Regions from separate parts of the Homo sapiens genome. Here region 1 is linked to region 2. A link is an interaction called in ENCODE POLR2A ChIA-PET data of the cell type or tissue named here. Cell type or tissue: PC-3. All regions are shown on one strand. Each heading gives the region's core, and the rest is flanking DNA. Links, peaks and the distances in the headings are about the cores only.

Evidence for each region. Peaks named below come from ENCODE experiments on the same cell type or tissue, not always from the same donor. Only the 100,000 strongest peaks of a DNase experiment are listed, where the experiment ranks them.
Region 1: POLR2A ChIA-PET joins it to region 2 with 8 read pairs; 3 of 35 experiments call an interaction of 5 or more read pairs at or near these places.

The regions. Positions count from the first base shown.
Region 1 is chr11:2,072,650-2,078,016 of GRCh38, reverse strand. No RefSeq gene overlaps it. Among named protein-coding and RNA genes, the nearest start is that of MIR483, 59 kb to the left of the region's middle. In PC-3, for the core only: a CTCF peak has its summit at 3,556 (motif pointing right); DNase peaks (open chromatin) are centred at 396 and 696; H3K4me3 peaks cover 795 bases; H3K27ac peaks cover 1,750 bases.
Region 2 is chr11:2,309,073-2,314,372 of GRCh38, reverse strand. TSPAN32 (tetraspanin 32) reads right to left here. Exons shown (of 10, transcript NM_139022.3): 5 at 618-719. It overlaps LOC124902612 (a long non-coding RNA gene), which reads left to right. Exons shown (of 2, transcript XR_007062552.1): 2 at 570-1,908. Among named protein-coding and RNA genes, the nearest start is that of TSPAN32, 9.7 kb to the right of the region's middle. RefSeq lists an enhancer at 1,210-1,815. In PC-3, for the core only: no CTCF peak of the experiment used is centred there; a DNase peak (open chromatin) is centred at 1,942; H3K27ac peaks cover 1,043 bases.

The DNA.
Region 1 (5,367 bases), core at 169-5,168, 240 kb after region 2:
AACATCAAAGAACATTTTTGTGACCTTGGGTTAGGCAAAGATTTCTTAGTTATACCAAAACTATAATTCATAAAAGAACTAATGGATAACATGGCCTTCAGCCAAATTAAAAACTGCTTCACAAAAGAGGCTGTTAAGAGAATGAAAAAACAAGCCACAGACAGGGAGAAAATCTTTGCAAATCATTAATCTGATGAAGGATATAGAGTTAACAAAACTCAACAATAAGAAAACAAACAATTCAATTAAACATGGTAAAAGATTTGAACAGACACTCCATCAAATAAGATAAACAGCTAGCAAATGAGTACATGGAAAGATTCTCAGCCTGATTTGTCATCGGGTAAACAGAACGGCTAAACTTGAAATGACTGATTATAACCAGCGTTGCTGAGGATGTGGTGGAACTGGAATTCTCACTGTGGGTACAGGGTATGGTACAACCATTTGGAAACCAATCTGGCAGTTTCTTAGAAAGTTGAATATTCACCCAGCACAGGGCCCAGCCATTCCACTCCTACATATTTACTCAAGAGGAAAAAAAATATGTTGATGCAAAGACTTGTGCATGAATATTCACAGAATCTTTTTTTTTTTTTTTGTAATAGCCAAAACCTGGATATGACTCAGGTGTTCATCAACAGATGAACAGATAAAAACAAGCTCTGGTCTAGCCAGGCAGGAGGGTATAGTTAGCAACAGGAAGGGGTGAGTTACTCATACAGAACAACAAACAAGGGTGAAGCTCAAGAGAATTTTCTGAATGAAGGAAGCCAGAGGAAAAAGAAGACTCACTGTATATTTCCATATATACAGTGAAACTCAGAAATGCGGTAGAAAGCAGGTCAGCAGTGGCTCATGGGGGCTGGGGAAAGGGAAGAGTGACAGGAAGGGTTACAAAGGGGCAGGAGGACACCGTCAGGGAGGGGACGTGCCCACTGTCCCCATCATGGTGACCGTTTCTGAGGACATGAGTGGACACAAGTTTCGCGTTTTAAAATGTATCAAACTGTACATTTTAGATATGTGCAGTTTATTGTATGTCAATAATACCTCAATAAAGCTGTTTATTTAATGAACAGAGACTATGAATGAATGGGGAAGAGGCTGAAAGTGATCGCTCCGATAAGAAGCCGTGCTGTCTTGCCCCATGTCCGTATCTGAGTTTATTTTCTGACCCAGAGCCTGTTGCTTGAAGACGCAGCCAAGGTCTGCAGAGGGAAGGCCCAGCAACACCACTGCCAGCATTTGCTGGAATGTTCTCGCAAAGGAACGTGGCATTTACTCACAGGGCTGAGCACTCTGGCACAGAGACCCCTCACATTGTAGGACCGATGGACACAGGCTCTGAGTTGACGCTGGCATCTAAAGACCTGGAGGGTGGCTGGGCACACTGGTTCATGCCTGTTATCACAGCACTTTGGGAGGCCAAGGAGGAATCGCTTGCACCCAGGAGATGAAGACCAGCCTGTGCATCACCACGCCTGGCTAATTTCTCTTAATTTTTCTTTTTTTGTAGAGAGACACCCTTTTGTAGAGAGACAAACAAAGAAAAATTAAGAGAAATTAGCCAGGCATGGTGGTGCACACCTGGGGTCCCAGGTGAGGCAGGAGGATCATTTGAGCCCAGGGGTTTGAGGCTGCAGTGAGCCATGATCATGCCACCGCACTCCAGCCTGGGCAACATAGCAAGACCTTGTCTCGCAAAACAAACAAACAAGACCTGAAACGTTATCATCGTCTTCTGTTAGAGAGGAGCCTCATGGGTCAAGAAGTGAATGGTGTCCCTGCCAAACTTAGAATGGGCCCTCAGGCAGGGTTCATGACCCCATCCAGTGGTCATTTTTACAGTCTCTGAATATTCCATTGGGATTGAGATATTTGGCAGTTACAGTAATCCCCATAAATACGTCCTTGGCCTGTGAGGTGAAAGCTACCATAAGTGAAGTGAGGAGGTCAAGTGTAGGTCACTGAAAGCATCCTCGGTCAAGATAATAAATCAGAAACACAATCGCATCTCGGCGAGGACAGTGGATGTTTGTATGCACCATCAAGATCTCTGGTGTGACGAATTATTTCTATGTGTTCACTTAACTGGGCCACAGGGTGCCCAGATTAAACCTTGATCCAGGCATGTCTGCGAGGTTGATTCTGGGTGAGATGAGTATTGGGATTGGTGGACTCAGGAAGGCAGATGCCCTCCCCAGCGTGGGGGCCTCCTCCCATCCAGTGTGAACCTGAATAGAACAGAAAGGCAGGGGAAGAAGAATCTGCCCTCTTTTTCTTGCGTCACTGCTTGAGCTGGGATGTCTTATCTCATCTCCTGCCCTCGGACTGCGATTTACTCCACCGGCTCTCCCGGGTCTCAGCTTGCAGACGGGACAGATCATGGGAGCCAATTGCTTTCATCTCTCTCTCTTGTGCGTGTGCGTGTGTGTGTGTGTGTCTGTGTGTTCATTCACTGGTCTGGTCCTTGTGGAAGGTGAATAGATGGGATAGATTCTGGAAAATGGACATGACTCCTGCAGGCTCAATGTGGCCCTGTCTCTGGTCACAACCGATGTGCTGGATGCGGTGTTTTTGCCAAAGCCTCAGGTGTGCAGTGTGTGACTATGATTTGTGGGTGTGTTGCAGGCTTGGCTGATGAAAGCTGTCAGCTCTAGTTCCCACTCCCATGGAATGGATGGTGTGGCTCTGTGCTCCTGGGACCTCTTCCATGATCTGTTAAAAGGTTGAAGAAATGAAAAGGTAACCTATGAAATGGGAGAAAATATTTGCAAACCATATATATGCTAGAGCTAATACCTAGCACATACAAAGAACCACTCAACAATGACAACTACAAAATAACCCAGTCCAAAAATCTGACAGAGGACTTGAAGAAGCTTTTCTCCAAAAAAGATATACAAATGGCCAATAAGCACATGAAAAGACGCCGAACATCAGTAATCATCAGGGAAATAGAACGAGATACTGCCTCTCACCCACTAGGATGGCCGCTAAGAAACCCCGAAAATAATAAGGCAAGGACGTGGCAATGTTGGAACCCCCGGGCACTGCTGGTGAGAGTGTAGAATGATGCAGCTGCGCTGGAGAACACTATGGTGGCTCCTCACAACATTAAAGATAGAATTCCCATACGACCCAGCAATCCCGCTTCTGATTCTATGCCCAAAAGAGACGAAAGCTGAGACACAAAGAGATGCTTGTCTACACATGTTCACAGCAGCATTATTCACAACAGCCAAAAGGTGAAGGTAACTCAAGTATCTATTGAGAGACAAATGAATATACAAAATGTGGTCCATCCATGCTGTGGAATATTATTCAGCCATGTTCAGGAAGGAAATTCTGACACAGGCGACGACGTGGGTGAACCTTGAGGACTTGATGCTCAGTGAGATAAGCCGGTTGCAAAAGGACAGATGTTGTCTAATTCCAGTTTTATGAGGTCCTTAGAGTAGAATTTGACCCTCATAGCTATGACTGAATGATGGTGGCCAAGGGCTGGGTGGGGGGACGCGGGAACTGTTGTGTAATGGAGACAGTTTCAGTAGGGGGCGCTGTCTTTCAGAAGCAAAGAGGCCTCGCTGGCTTTGTGCCTTCTCCTTTGTCACAGGGGAGACACATGCAGCGTGTGTCTTTGATTTACACATCCAAACGTGCCCCTCCCCATGCTTGGGAAGATGAGAAAGTTCTGGAGACGGATGGTGGCGATGGCACCAATATAAATGTATTTAATGCCACTGAACTATACACTTAAAATGGTTAAGATGGTAAACTTTGTGATTTGTATATTTTATCACAATTTCAAAAAAAAAGATAGAAGAGATCTAGACATCCTGACATCTGCAGTACAGCCCATTGAGTCAATGGATCATTAATTGAACATGAATGACTTAACAGGGAGCCAGCAGGATGAGTGGGGGTAGCGGACGCACTGGGGTCTTCCTTAGGATGTGCTCAGGAGGACGTGTGGTAAGCCCTGCAAAGATCCAGGGGCCAGACCTGCAGGAAAGTTCTCAGAGGCCCAGGTTCAGGGGCATGTTTGCACGTCGAAATAAAAGACACATGGCTGCACGTGTCTCCCCTGTGACAAAGGAGGCACAAAGCTGGCTAGGCCTCTTTGCTTTTCAAAGAAAGTGCCCCCTACTCCTGGAAATGTGGGGAGACAGTGTCGCCTACTCCCAGGAATGGAATAAACAGTGCACCCCACTCCATGGAACGTGGAGAGACAGCGGCCCCCACTCCTGGGAATGTGGAGAGTCAGTGGCCCCCACTCTTGGGGATGTGGAGACAGTGGCCCCCATTCTTGGGGATGTGGAGAGAAAGTGGACCCCACTCTTGGGGATGTGGAGAGTCAGCGGCCCCCACTCTTGGGAATGTGGGGAGTCAGTGGCCCCGATTCTTGAGAATGTGGGGAGTCAGTGGCCCCACTCCAGGGAATATTGCCCTGGGCCATACTCTGGGCAACAGGGAAGCTGCAGCTATGAGTGGGGCCTGTCTCGGAGGAGGCCCGACCACAGCCCAGTACCAGGGCTTGGGAAGCTGGAATGCCCATCTGGGGTGCAGCAGGAGCACCAGCTCAGAGACAAGTCTCAGCATGCACCAGGGAGCTTCATGCAGCCCTGTGTCCCCAACAGGAGACGTGCATATGATGCTGAGAACGGGGGTGGTTGTCGGGGTGGCCCCGCTTCCCATCATTCCCAGTGCTCCATGGGGACCTCCTGTTTCCTGTGTCCTTAATGCCTGGCTCTGCGGCATTGGAGGCCCCTGTGCCTGAAGGAGAACCCTGGCAAGGGTGCAGAGAGGGTGTCCTTGAACTTCAAGGTCTGTCTGCCACCTGGGCCCTTTGGATTCCTATGTCCAAGGACCAGCAAGAAGAGGAGATGGCACCTCGTTGGGGTCAACTGACCCTGGCCGGCAGGAGGAGGCAGGGCTGCGGCAGCCCAGTGTGGCCTGGGAGAGACACGGGCAGACTGCAGGGGACCCGTTCATGTGCCCCTTGTACTCCTTGGCTAGGTGGACCATGAATGGACAAGTAAAGTGGCCCTGGCCCAAGAAGGGCCTGTGCTGGGGCCAGACCATGCAGGTGAGAGGTGAGGGGAGTGCAGACTGGGTGGAGGAAGAGGGAGATGGTAAGTGCTGCTCACAGCCCCAGAGGAGCTCCAGTGAGCGGGGGCTGTGGTTTGTCCCAGGAGCCCTGTTCCCAGGGCCCTGTGAGCTGCTCTTGCATCATGTGTAGGGAAGTGGATGACGCAGCACAGGGGTGTCATGCAGAGCTGCATGGAGAAAGGGCTCCCTGCCCACTGCGAGGAGTGAAGACAACTGATGCTCGAGTGTCCAGAGCCTCCAGAATCCACCTCG
Region 2 (5,300 bases), core at 6-5,005:
CCAGGGCTGGGGCTACTGGTATTGCAGCTGCTTCTGCTGGGGCTCCAGCCATTGCACAGCCGGGCCCTGGTAAGGGGAGCTCTCTCAAGCTGCGCTGCCTGCCTGCTGGTGACAGAACACCTGCTGGAGCCAGGCAGCTTCCCCGCCCTGTTCACAGGGCCTGTGCGCTGTATGTGCTTTTATTTTTTCTTTTCTTTTTTTTTTTTTTTTAAAGTAGAGACAAGGTCTCCCTATGTTGCTCAGGCTGGTCTCGAACTCCTGGGCTCAAGCAATTCACCTGCCTCAACCTCCTCCCAAAGTGCTGGGATTACAGGTGTGAGCCACTATGTTCGGCCCCGTATTTGCTTTAATGCTCTTGAAATCCTTCAGTGTTTCTGAATACAGGGCCCTGCCCTCTCGTTTTGCACTGGGCCTCGAGAATCTGGTAGGCGGCCTTGTCCTGGGCAGACAGAGGGTGGGAGCTTTTTGCCCCCAGCCCTGAGGGGCAACTCTGGCCTGTGTCCTGGAACCCCCTCGGTGCCTGGCCAGACCTCTCACTGGCCACCCTGCGCCTGTTCTCTGAACTGCAGTCCAAGCAGAAGCTGACCGCCCTGCCACCCAGCCGTCCCCACGCTCACCACGTCCTGGATGGCCGCCAGCTCCTGCCGCCGGACGTGGGACGTACCTTTCATCGCCTGCTCATATACCAGGTCGTAGGTGTCCAGCATGGCGTCCTCCACCTGCACCGAGAGACCACAGGGAGGTCCTGGCCCTGGTGGGAGATCCGGGGACACAGCCCCCTCCCCACGACATCCCAAACGCTAGTGGGCCCTTAGTGCTGAGTGACGTCCCAGCACTGCCCTCCTTGTAGCAGGTGGATCTCCCCAAAGCGGAACCTGGGTCCCTGGGCAGCCAGTCACAGTGCTTCCCAACATCAACGATGGGGCCTTCACACAATGGCCGTCAGAGTGGCCCTCCTGCCCCCAGAGGGTCCCGCAGGATAAAGCAGAGGCCAAGCTCTGCGTCCGCCTCCGCTGTGGTCTTACAAGGTTGGCCCACAGAAGTTTCCAGCACGCTACTGTTGACCCGGAAATGGGGGATGGGGCTGGGCCTGGTGGAAAAGGCTTGAGAGACCCTGTGCCAGGACCTCAGCTCCCAGAAAGCTTGGGGATTCTAGATCTTTCCCAAGAATCACCCGGCTGCCTTCTGGAAGCCCGGGCAGCTGGGCTCCGGGTAAGGCTTTTGACCAGAGAAGCCTTGGGCACCTGAGGCCAGATCTGGGTGGACGAGGCCACTGTGGGGCAGGGGGTGAAGAAGGTGGAAGGTGACGGGGCCTGGCTGGATGTGCTGCCTGCGCTCCACACCTCACCAACACCTGGACCTCATGTCTCCACCCTCCTAAGCAAGATGCTCTCCCCTGCCAAGTTACTCCTTCAAAGACAAACTGGAATCTCGCCTCCTACAGGAAGGCTTCTGTGACTGCTCCAGGAGTCGCTGGTCTCCTGGCACAGGGCGAGGCCCTCTTTGAGGTCCCTGCCCTCTGATGTCTCCTTCCTGCCTCAGAGGCCCTCAGTTCTCCCCCAAATGCCATGCTGACAGTCAAGACACATGAAGGGGGTGCTCAGCAGCTGCCCCAAAGGGCTGGGGGAGGATGGAAGCCCCAGGCCCGCTCTAGCCACTCACACCTGCCCTCCAGAAAGGAAGGGTGGCTTACGGCGGTCCTCATTGCACTGGGGCCCAGCCCCCGTGGCAGGCCCTGACAGCGGCCAACTGGGCGGGCAGTGGGCAGTGGAGGCTCTCGGTCAGCCCTGCCCAAGCCTGGAGGCCCCAACAGGAGTCAGATGGACTTTCCAGGCCAAACTTGGCTCCTGACCCTAATGCATCCCTCCCATTGATGCTAATAAAAGTCAGACCACTCTCCGTGAGTCATCCCCGACTCAGCCAGCCTTGTCCTCCCCGCAGTGCCCAGGGGCGGGCAGGCACCAAGCTGGCCACACCACTGTCGGCCAGGGCGGGGGCCTTGTTCAGCCTCAGCGTCTGTGAGTGTGAAATGGGGGTGGAGTCTGGCCTGGCCATTGTGTCCTCGTGGGTGGAGGTCCTGGTGAGGACTGGAGGCCCAGCGGAGTGGGCCCGGGGGTTGGCTCGGACCTCCCCTCCTGCTTCCCTCCCAACTCCAATGACTGTTCCCATTGTCAGGCGCCTGCCATGGCCCAAGGAGGACAAAGGTGCCTCTGAGGCTGTGAGCAAGGTGTCATTATTACCACAGCATGGGCGAGAGTGACAACTCCTGCTAGTGGCTGAGGGGCCTGCTCTGCCTGCCCTGCCTGGCTCTGCCTGCCCTGCCTGCCCTGCCTGCCCTGCCTGGCTCTTCCTGCCCTGCCTGGCTCTGCCAAGCAGCTCTCCCCACGACTGGGGAAGCAGAGCTCAGCGAGGTAGGCCTCCTACCCCAAAGCCGGTTGTCTGGCCCTGGAGGGCCCTGGAGGCCGGGCCGGCTGCTCTCCACGGGGCCTGGGCTCCTAGGTGATGCTTCACCGTCTGTCTCCATTCCAGGCTCTGGGGGCTCTGAAGGAGCCTGGGGCCTGTGTTTCTCAGGACACCTGGGGGAAGGTGCTGCCTGACAGGTATCAACGCACTAAGCTCCGTCTTCCGGTGCCCGGGGGCTTTTCCCCATGACCAGATCTTCCCTGGTGTCTGCCTGGGCTTGGCGACCCCATCCTGTGTCTGCTGAAAGTGCTCAGGAAGGTACAGACAGGTCCTGAACGGCAGGTGGGGACCAGGAGCTGCAGGAGGCCTGTGGACCAGCCCCACAGGTACAGAGCTGGCTCTGGCCTGAGCCCACTCGGCGGCTGGAGGATCCAGGGAGGGTAGTGGCTCCAGGGTGGGGCAGACTGTGAGGACGAGGCTGCACCCCACACTGCTGTACTTAATTTGAGCATGAATTATTCCCGAAGCAGACTCGTCAGGGCACAGGGGGAGGGTTAAGGCAAAGTGGCTCTCAGCCCTCGAGGAGAACGTAATTAATAGCCCTCAAGCTCCACATTCATCCCTGAAGCCCGGTCCACGCCTCCTGCCCGCATGAGCATCCCAGGGAAGTGGCAGCCAGGACTCCCTGGGGCAAGAGTTGGGGAGGTGGAGGGGCACCCCACTTTCAGCTCTGGGCCCGGGTCTGTGGCCACAGGGCACCACCAAGGGCATGTGGCTGGTCCCTTCCCTCCTCTGTCCTCTGCCTTCCCATCCGCAGGGGCACCACATGAGTCACCCTGACCCTGTGTTCAGGACACCTCAGTGGCCCTGTGGGGAGGGACAGGGGGAATGGGTGAATGGGCCGGGCTGGGCTCTGGGCCCCCGGCTCTCACCTCGACGTTTCCGGTGCCAACAGCTTGGGGCCTTTGGCCTTTGCCACTGTCTAGGCTGCCAGCAGGACTTTGTTGGACAGGGAGCCCAAGGTTGAAGCCCATTCGGCTCTGGTGGGCCCTGAGGGTGGAGGGCAGGAGACGGGATGTGCAGCCGCCCCTCCTGCTCAGGGCCCGGGCCCTGGCACCAAAGCCACTCCATCCACACCCAGGACAGCTTCGAGCAAGTCCCACGTCCTGGAGGACCAGCCTGGGCAACGGGGCACGGCAGGAGGCACGCAGGTGAGGAGGAAGAGTCTTTGCACACACCTGGCCATTCCCACCCATGCAGCCCCTGGATCTTGGTGCTCCCTTCACAGAAAAGGAAACTGAGGCCCAGGAAGTTAAAGTGGCTTGCCCAAGGGCGGCCCAAGGACACTGACTTCATATTCAGAGCTCCTTCACCCAGGCCACCTCCATGGCCACCAGGCCTGACACAGATGATGCCAGAAGTCAAGACCCACTGGGAGGGGCAGATGGGGACCAGAGGCCCAGGAGGAAGCCCCAGTCCCCTGCCTGGGGTCAGGCAAGGCCCTGAGAACTGACCCCTGAAGGGCAGCTGGGCGCACGGGCCAGACAAGGACCATGTGTGTGGGGGATGCTGCCTGGGGCTGGGACAGGCCATAGGTGAGCCCGGCTGGGGCATCTATCTTCTTGCACCCCCTTCCCTTCCTGGAGAGCAGGCCCCAGCTGCGTTCTGTCCTGTGGCCCCTGTATGGCCCCCTCCCCTCCAGAATTGTGGCTCCACGATCAGAGCCATAAACACACAGAAGCATGGGGCATGGGCCGCAGCTGCCCCAGACGAGCCCGGGGAACCCTGGCAGCTGTCTTGACCTCGGCCACCCACACTGTGACCCAGACCTCAAATGAGCCAGACCACCCCTCAGTGGACAGGAAACGTGAGGCCGAAACACGGACCTGGCCCAGCTCACCACCCTGGTAAGACTCCTGTGCCAGTCCTCAAAGCCACAGCCCTCTTCTGGGGGCTCAGCCCCTCTGGGATCCTTCTGGGCCTGATAAAATGGTGTTTCTCCCACCTGGTTCAGGCGGTTCCTCCCAAATGATGCCAGGGGTGGGTGGGCACTTTGGGGCCAAGAGCCTTTGTCGTAAGCCTGGAGCCCCCATCCAGCCCCGGCACTGCCAGGGTAACCTTGAGCTCCCCCCACCCCCAGAGGGCCTGAGTCCCCCCATTTGCAAACCACGGTGGGGACCACCACACTCAGGCTGCCAGCACAGCTCAAGAAACTGCACAGCAGGCCCCCTGCAGAGCTCAGCCAGAGGACCTGCCTGCTACCAGCCTCGGTATCTCTCATGGCCAAGCCTGTGTTTGAGGGCCCTGGGCAACCAGGCACTTGAATACACGAGGCCACTAGGACTCCAGCTAGGGCTCCAAGAAATCACCTCTTGTGACCTGCCAGGCTCTCCTGCCCCACTCCATGACCCTGCCCGTGGCTGTCCCTGGTGCCGCCCGGCTGCCCTGGGGGCTCTCACCAGGTCTGGCTCTCAAGGGGAAGGTGGGGCTGGCTCTGCTACCGAGCTCTCATTCTCTGCTGGGCCAGGGAGGCCTCCTTCCTCTCCAAGCTGCTGGCCTTTCCACGGGGACGCCCTTGGCCCCTGCCCACGGTCAGCTAGGCCGGACCCTCCTCCAGGCAGGTCAGCATCCAGGACGGAAGGATGGGTGCTGTTCCGTGGAGGGGGTGGAGGCTGCGACACCCCAGTCCGCGGGTCTCCAGGTCCCTTCCCCACTGGTACCGTCTGCCCCACCAGGCCATCAGGAGCGCTGGCCCTCAGGTCTCATTTTCTGGAACACTCTGCTCCTTCTAGTCAACCCCTAAGGCCAAGCCAGTGGCTTTCCTTCTTCTTCCTCCTCATTCCCTCCCTCAAACCCGAGGGGCATCAGCTCAGGAGGGGGTGGGCTGAGGGGCTTTA